2 separate regions of the Homo sapiens genome follow, and region 2 is linked to region 1. The links are chromatin loops, found by intact Hi-C in ENCODE. Cell type or tissue: PC-3. All regions are shown on one strand. Each heading gives the region's core, and the rest is flanking DNA. Links, peaks and the distances in the headings are about the cores only.

Region 1 (4,398 bases), core at 261-4,260:
CCTCTGTCCTCCATGTCTAATGGGTCTGTTGTATGCCTAAAAGCCACCGTGTTTCCTTTGAGCTGGTCTGATTAATTGCTAGTGACTACTTGCTTGTTGAGGATGGAGAAGGAGTGGAGAGGCACCGAAGGGTATGATATGTCGCTGCCTTCACAAGGGTAAATAAATGCTGGCAACACCTTGGGGTGGGGAGTAGTTCATTTTGAGTAGACTGAGAGAGAAGTAAAAAGCCTTAGTTTCCAGGAAATATTAGAATGGGTAAATAAAAATTCAGATGGGGCTCAGTCAGAATACTACTCGATTAATACCACAGACTGAGCTTGTCACCTGTCCCCTCCCCTAATTTTCCCTTGAATTCCATAGAGCTGTCTATGTCAGGTATCTGTGTACAGAAACTTTGGCCTCACCAGCAAATACTATAATTATTTTGAGGTCATGGGAGGATCTACCTTTATCTCTTGATCCTTTTTTTTTATTGTTTATCTTTCTGAATATGCTATCATGGCTGACAGACTAAATGAGAACTTGTCACATGTCACTTTAGCTTGTCTTCTTGTGTATTTTCAGCCAGCATTAAAAACACATAGAGTGGTAATTAAGTCTTCTTTAGAAATCATTTCTTACTGGTGATGTGCTTTTGGTCCCTTGATGAGACACCATAAGTTGATAAATTATTCTGTTGACAGCAGTAACAACAACAGAGTCTGCATAATTATAAACCCTTCCCATGCCGGCACTTAGCAAAGTCATTATCCAGGTTGACTTCCCCACTTTGGAATAAGGAGACCAACATTAGCAGATTATCAGAAATATTCTTGCATTCTGTATTTTGGAAGGTGTCACTGAATCATTTGACAAGTGAAGGGTGATTCTAAAGTCATGGGCATATTAAAGAAATGTTCTTCTTGATGTTTAGCCTTGCCTCATACTGATATTTTATTAAATTTGCTGTCGTAGTGAGGGCTGGTTAGGTATAAACCCACAGGGAAGATCCTATGTTTTATTTTGTGAGGAAAGACTTTCTATTTATTTTACTTCCATTTTGCTTTTTTTAAAAAAATAAATAAATAAATTAGACTTCTTCAAGGAAAAAGATGTTATATTATGTAAATAAAAGGAGACAGATGGGTTAAAGCGGGTTGCGGGGAGGATATTTCCATTTTAGCTCAGCTTTGGAAATCTAGGCCAACACTGATAAAAATTGAAGAAACACAGATTGAAACCAGATCTGTCATACAGGAGAAATGTGCAGTATTAATACCGCACATGCAAGTGGCGCTGACTACAGCGATCATTTATGCAGGTGGTGGGGAGGCTCCTTTCCAGTTGTACTTGTTGAGGCTTCATTTTTTTTAATAAGTTGAGTCATCACTGATTAAAAGGAATCACAAACCATTTTTCATGTGAAATTTGGAGGACATTTTGAAGGCACAGCACAGTTCCTCTCTGAGCTGCCTGATCCTTCACATTCATCCTGGGTTTCTTATTAGATTAGCAACATTTTAAACTCTAAACTCCAACTTGGTGAGATTTTCATTAGCATTTCTTATTTCATGTTCTGGCTTTTATATTTTAATGCCTGTCTTATCAAGAAAGAGAGAATAGAGGCTTCTTAATCAGAAATGTATTACTTTCAGTTTACCACCTTAAAAAAAAAACACTTCGCACCTTGTTGAACATCCAGTCAAAACTAGAATTTAAAAGCATCATGGAAAACACGACAAGGATACAGAAGGGAAACATCGATTTTAAAGAGCCAAAAAAGACTGGTGATGGAGGGTTAAAGTATGTTTCTTAAAGTCTAGATAAGATGACTAAGGAACTAATGAAATATGATTCTTAAGTGCATAGCTGACTCATAAGAGATAATGGGCAGCTTTGTTTGTAGTCTCATTTAAGGCTAAATAGAATAGAACCAAATTAGATTGATTTAAATATCAAAGATGGAAGTTGTGCTAAGAATTCTCACACACATTTACAGGAAGCCGTTTGTGTCCTTACCTGCAACCACAGATTCAACCAACTGCTGACTGAAAACATTCAAAACAAGTAAATAAATAAAAGTAACATACAACAATAAAAATAACACAAGTAAAAAACTATACAGTACAATATTTGCATTATGTTAGGTATTATTAGTAATCTAGAGATGATTACAGGTATACGGGAGGGTGTGCATAGGTTGTGTGCAGATACACACCATTTTATATAAGGGACTCAAGCATCCTGTCAATGGTATCCAAAGGGGTCCTGGAACCAATTTCCCCATGAATACCAAGGGGCAGTGGTACTAAAACTGGCCTTTAGGACCTTGACTTCTCCGTGGACTTTGGAAGCATAAGCATTGTAATGTGTCGAGTTAGAGAGCCTTGAGTTCCTGGTGGAAACAGGGAAATTCAAGGCTCCTGGGCAGCCTGGACCCAGACCCTCAGGTCTTCACCCAGTCTGTCCTCTGCTGCCTGAGGACCAGAGACTGGCCTCATCCTGACTGGTCATTGCTCCTCCAAGGCACATGGTGCTACTAACACCTACCTGTACTGTCAGCCTGAGGCCCCAACTCCTGGACTCACTCTCTGGCCCTTACGTTTAGGTTGCCATAGACCTCTTGTCCTGCCTGCCCATCTGCCTTTCTGTAACTAAGAATCTTTGCCTGCCAGATGCTCACCTTTCTTGCCACCCCTAGCCAAGGTCATTCTGTCTGAGGTCTGAACCCGCCTTATAGCTCACCCCTCCCGAGGTCTGTGTGGTTCCTCACCACACCTCTGAGCCACTTGTGCCGAACAAGAATCACTGGTATTTATAGCTGGACAATAAGTAATTCCCATCCCACTGAGAGTGTTAAACCCTGAAATGGGTTCCTAAAGGAGGTCTATTGAAGTAGGAGAGGCTCTCCATTTGTCTGAAATGGTTTATGTCAATCCGTCAGACAACACACAGACTGTTGCCTCATTCCTAGACTTAGCAAACATCAGGTTGTATAAAGGCATTGGCAAAAGAAAAGAGCCACATTGTAATAAACAGTATGCAGTTTAGGAATTTATACAAAATCCAAACCCGTGATACTCTGGACTGAATGTTTCTGTTTTCCCAAATTCATGTGTTGAAGCCCTAATCCCCAATGAGGGTAGTAGGAAGTGGGGCCTTCAGGAGGCATTTAGGTTCAGATGTGGCCATGAGGGTGAAGCCCCCAGACACGATTATGCCCTTGTAAGAAAAGGAAGAAACATAAGAGCTCTTTCTCCTTCCACACACACACCTAGGAAAGGCCACGTGAGGATGCAAGAACTTCCCTCCCATCATCACAGCCTCTCCTCACAGGGCTTCCTCAGGTGGTGTTGAAGCCACCAATCTATAGTATTTTGTTGTAGCCCAAATTAAGACACCTGGATAGAAAGTTGTAACATCTCATATTGTTGAGGAGCCCACAGACATCTCTTGTCAGATACAGATCGACCTTCCTTGAGCTGTCACGTGCCTCTAGAACAGCAAAAACCAAGCCAAGGCCGAGGTCACAGCCTTCCTGCAGAGGAAGAGTGGGGTCTGTAGTTACAGAGCGGAGTGTGGAGGAGGGCTCAGTGTGCTGGGGAGGAGGTCTCCCATTCTCACTCTGCAAGGATAGATCCCCGTGGCCACTTACCATTGGGATCAAAGAAAGGTCATATTTCCTTATGATTTCTCCAGATCAAGCAATGAGATAACAAAAGAAACCACATCTTACAGATCCTCTGGTAAAGCAAAACATAAAACACAACTATCTTAGCATTTTGTTTTGCCTTTTTAATTTGATTTTTGAATAGGTAGCCAGTTCACATGGTACAAAAGTCTCATGTATCCTTGAGTTTCTTTAGGCATAAGCAAGCAAACTTAGTAGATTTTCTTACCCTCACCGTTTTTTAACACAATAAGTAGCATGCTGTATGTACTGTGCTCCCTGGAATTTTTTTCACATAACAGTATATCCTGTGAATTTCAACCCACTCATAAAAAAGGGAGCCTCTTCTTAGTGCCTAGAGGGTAGTTTTATAGCTCCATGGTAGTGTTCCACTGGATGGATATATCATTATATTACCACTCCTCCACTGTGGACGTTTGGGTATTTCCAGTCTTCTGTTATTACAAACAATGCTATGGTGAATAACCATGTACATGTGTTATTTTGCACATGTGCTAGTAGGCCTACAGGATAAATTCCCAAAAGTGGAATGGCAGAATGAAACAGAATATACATTTGTTACTTTAATAACCAATCACCCAACATACATAATATATTGATTTACATTCTTTCCTGTAATTATTGAGAATGCTTTTTTCTGAGTACCAATAAAACATGTTATCAAACATTTGAATTTTTTTCCAACAAGGTAAATTGAAAAATTTTATCTTGGTATAAATTTAATT
Region 2 (4,398 bases), core at 269-4,268, 60 kb before region 1:
ATTGTCCTTATATTTAATGTGACACTTCCAAGTGGCGTGTGATTTTTATGTGTAAATCCAATCTAATAACAATCTTTCTTCCTTCCTTCCTTTCTTCCTTCCTCCCTCCCTCCCTCTCTCTCTTTCTCTTTCTTTCTTTCTTTCTTTCCTTTCTTTCTTTTTCTTTCTTTCTTTCTTTCTTTCTTTCTTTCTTTCTTTCTTTTTTTCTTTCTTTCTTTCCTTCCTTCTTTCTTTCCTTCTTTCTTTCCTTCTTTCTTTCTTTCTTTCTTTCTTTCTTTCTCTCTTTCTTTTTTTCCTTCTTTCTTTCTTCTTTTTCTTTCTTTCTTTTTTATGGGATCTATCTCTGTCACCCCAGACTGGAGAGCAGTGGCGTGATTATGGCTTACTGCAACCTTGGCCTCCCAGACTCAAGCAATCCTCTTACCTCAGCCTCTCAAAGTGCTGGGATTACAGGTGTGAGTCACTGCACCCAGTCAACAGGAGTCTCTTAATTGAAGGATTTAATACATTTCTATCTAATGTTATTAGTGTTAAGTTGGACTTAGGGCTACTATCTTTTTTTTTTTTTTTTTAATTGAAAGAGTCTCACTCTGTCTCCCAGCTGAAGTGCAGTGGTGTAATCCTGGCTTCCTGCAACCTCCACCTCCTGGGTTCAAGTGATTCTGATGCCTCAGCCTCACAAGTAGCTGGGATTACAGATGTGTACCACCATGCCCAGCTAATTTTTGTGTTTTTAGTAGAGACAGGGTTTCACCATGTTGGCCAGGCTGGTCTCAAACTCCTAGCCTCAAGTGATCTCCCCACCTTGGCCTCCCAAAGTGCTGGGATAACAGGTATAAGCCACTGTGTCCAGCCTATTGCTACCATCTCTATAATTGTTTTCTATTTTTCTCAGTAGTTTGTATTCAATTTTATATTTTTGCTGTATCTTTTTAAACCAAAATTCATGTGAGTATACCATTCTCCCTCTATTAGCTTGTTGTTTATTTATTTTTAATATTCTGTTAGTAGATATCCCAGCTACTACAAAATGCATCTTTATCTTTATATAGAATCATTTTTCCTCTATCTGAAAAATTATCTTTTGTACTTCATTCATAGTGTCTTCTAGTTATTATTATTTTTTTAGACAGGGTTTCACTCTGTCACCCAGGCTGGAGTGCAGTGGTGCGATCACAGCTCAATGCAGCCTCAACCTGCGGGGCTCAAGTGATCCTCCCACCTCAGCCTCTGGAGTAGCTGGGCCTACAGGTGTGTGCCACCATGCCCGGCTAATTTTTGTTTTTTTTGTTTTTTGTTTTTTGTTTTTTGTAAAGATGGGATCTCACTATGTTGCTCAGGCTTTTCTCAAACTCCTGGGTTCAAACAATCTGCCCACTTTGACCTCCCAAAGTGTGGGATTACACACATGAGCCACTGCGCTTGGCCTAGCTGATTTTTTTTTTTTTTTTGAGTAAGTTTTTCTTTGTCCAGAAATATCCTTTTTTCACCCAAACTTTTGAAGAATATTTTTACAGGTTATAGAATTCTAGATTGGCAGTTAATTTTTTTTCAGGCTTTAAATATGGTAATCCGTTGGCTTCTGACTTCTATTGTTTCTCTCAAGAAGTCAGCTGTAGCTTTATTGTGTCTGTTTGAAAGGAGTATGTCTTGGAGTGTGTCACATTTTATCTGATTACTTATAAGATTTTTCTGTTGTCTTTCATTTTTAGCAGTTTTACTATGAAGTGCCTTATATTTGTCTCTTTAGGATTCATAGTGCTTAAATCTGTGGGTGTATGGCTTTTTACCACTTTGAAAAATTTGACCATTATCTCCTCAAATATTGTTTATGCTCCATTCTCTCTCATTTCCCCTATTGAGACTCCATCTGCGAATATATTAGACTTTCTTAGTTATGTCTTAAGAGCTCTTTTCATTATTTCCCCTCCGTTTTTAGTACATGCTTCAGCCTGGATATTTTTCTAGTGGCCTATTTTCAAGATCAGTGATTCTCTCTTCAGCTGTCTCCAAACTGCTATTACACTCATGTAATTAATTTTTAATTAAATTATTGTTTATTTCTTAGTTTAGCAATTTACCTATGTATGATTTTAATAGACCTTAGTTCTTGAGTAAAATTCTCTATCTTGCCATCTAATTTTGTAAACACATTAGTCACCGTTATTTATCTGAGTCATCTTTTGCCTTTGTTATTGGAGCACTGAGTGAGTGATATCAGCCTCGCCAACTGCATGGGAGCTGGGTGAGGCTTACTGCTGCCTGCTCCTCCCCACTACCTTTGTGAACTCTTCTGTGCAGAAGAGGCAGTTATACTCCCTTCTGGAACATTAGCCCAGTGGCCTGAGAACCACCTCCCAATCCTCACAGTGGCCGCAGCTAGCCCAGCTCAAGAAGAGTCAGAGCACAGACCCGCCTAACCCTGCCCTCACTTGGTTGTGCCCCTTCACCCACCCTGGTAGCTTAACACAAAGGACATAAACTTTGGGGAACTTTATAGCCCTGCCTGTCACCTGAGGAAAAAAAAAAACAACACTTTCCTGCAGCAACTTATGGCAAGCTTAAATCCCACTGCTACTACTGCAGCTGGTTGCTCTTTTGCAAATGCCACCTCGTGGCTGGAGGCCATCCAACACAGTCCATTAAGCACCTCTAGGTAGAATGCGCCCAGGAAGGAGAAAATGACTATGTGACCTCAGATATCACCACTGCGTACAACACCCTGACTAACCAGAGGTCCTGAGCCTGTCCATGTGGCAAGTTCACTGCAATTGTAACTCTCATTTGAGAAATCCAGCACACTAAGCCTTATCTCCAACCAAGAAATCTCACAGAGTGTATGTAACTGCCCTGCCATCTCCATCAAAGATGGTGCTGGTGTACACTGCTGGGAGACTTGAAATTAGTTCACATTTCTGGATCCCTTGCAGACATTCCCCAGCATCAGCTCAAAGTGTGGTAGTCCCACTGGGTATCTAGACCCAGAAGAGCACTAACAATCACTGTGGTCTGGGTCTCAGGAAGTCTCATTCCTAGGGGAAGGGGGAGAGCATCACATCAAGGGAACATCCCATGGGAAAAAGAATCTGAATGGCAGGCCTTGAGTCCCAGATCTTTCCACTAGTGGGACGTTTCTTATAGCAGAGACACAATTGCAGTGCTGGGTGCAGTAAAGAAAGTCTACACCTCTACCCCAACAATCAGGCAGCATCTCTGATCATAAAGGGGCTTGGAAAGGGGGTCCTTTTCCCACTGGTACACCACTGCACACACAGCTGGGGCTTCTCCCAGAGGAATGCAGTGTAGATGCACATATAGATGGCCTTCCAGGAACAATTTAGGGTGATTGCATCCCCACAGGAGGAGCACTTCTCAAATTCAGGCTTGCAGAGTCACAACTCCTCTCTACTTGGAACATCAACATTCCTACAGATGCAAAGAGTTACCTGTCTGATCTGAATAGCTGGAATACTGGGACAGGAAGGTGGATAGCTTTCCTGCTTGCCTGGCAGGGGAGCTGAGGTGGCTTCCACCCTTCACTCTGATAAAACCTCAGCACATTTAATTTAGAGCTCCCCCAGGCACCTTCATCAAGGCTGGGACCTCTGCCCACCATTAGATATATCTATGCATCTCTTTAGCTACCACCAATACCTACCCCAGGGATACCTCTCCTATTGGCCTGAAGGCTGAATCATCAGCTTAGTAAATAAAATACTGGGAAAAAATTAAATAAATAAAAAGGTGTACACCATGGGAGAATGAGATAAGCTTCAAGAGATCCTAGCCATTCCAACCCTACAGGAGACAGTGAACTTACCCACAGGCCAAATGCATGGTTACTGCAACCAGCGTCTGGGAAAGCCAGCGCACAAAAACTCTCTTTAAGGAACTCCTACAGAGTCTTCCCCACTAAAAGCATTAAGAATCAAATTAGGCTATAATAAATGATAAACATTAAAGTCAGATCCTTAAGAGGGAAAAGAAGAAATTAAAGAAAAAAACACAGTCAAATCAAAAATAAATTTAAGAACAATTTGAAGAAATGGTCCACCCAAAATAAGAAGAAACCAGAAAAGTAATTCTGGTAATATGACAAAATGGGGTTCTACAGCATCCGCAAGAAATCACACTAGCTTTCAGCAATGGATCCAAACCAAGATTAAATCTTTGAAATACCAGATAAAGAATTCAGAAGGTTGCTTATTAAATTACTCAAGGAGATACTAGAGAAAGGTAAAAAACAACATAAAGAAATTTTTTTTTTAAATTTAGGATATGAATGAAAATTTTCCAGAGAGATTGATGTCATGAAGTAAAACCAGTCAGAACTTCTGGAAATGAAAGTCACACTTAGGGAAATGCAAAATACAGTGGAAAAGTTTCTTCAATAGACTA

Evidence for each region. A loop is a pair of places that touch in the nucleus more often than their neighbours do. Peaks named below come from ENCODE experiments on the same cell type or tissue, not always from the same donor. Only the 100,000 strongest peaks of a DNase experiment are listed, where the experiment ranks them.
Region 2: a loop joins it to region 1, with 7 times the contacts of the local background. A loop is called at or near these places in 1 of 110 quality-filtered maps.

The regions. Positions count from the first base shown.
Region 1 is chr18:6,007,393-6,011,790 of GRCh38, reverse strand. The region is part of intron 16 of L3MBTL4 (L3MBTL histone methyl-lysine binding protein 4); the gene reads left to right. Among named protein-coding and RNA genes, the nearest start is that of TMEM200C, 110 kb to the right of the region's middle. In PC-3, for the core only: no CTCF peak of the experiment used is centred there; DNase peaks (open chromatin) are centred at 1,310 and 1,800; H3K4me3 peaks cover 598 bases; H3K27ac peaks cover 1,242 bases.
Region 2 is chr18:6,067,566-6,071,963 of GRCh38, reverse strand. All of the region lies in intron 16 of L3MBTL4 (L3MBTL histone methyl-lysine binding protein 4), which reads left to right. Among named protein-coding and RNA genes, the nearest start is that of TMEM200C, 170 kb to the right of the region's middle. In PC-3, for the core only: a CTCF peak has its summit at 2,591 (motif pointing left); a DNase peak (open chromatin) is centred at 2,233; H3K4me3 peaks cover 482 bases; H3K27ac peaks cover 3,196 bases.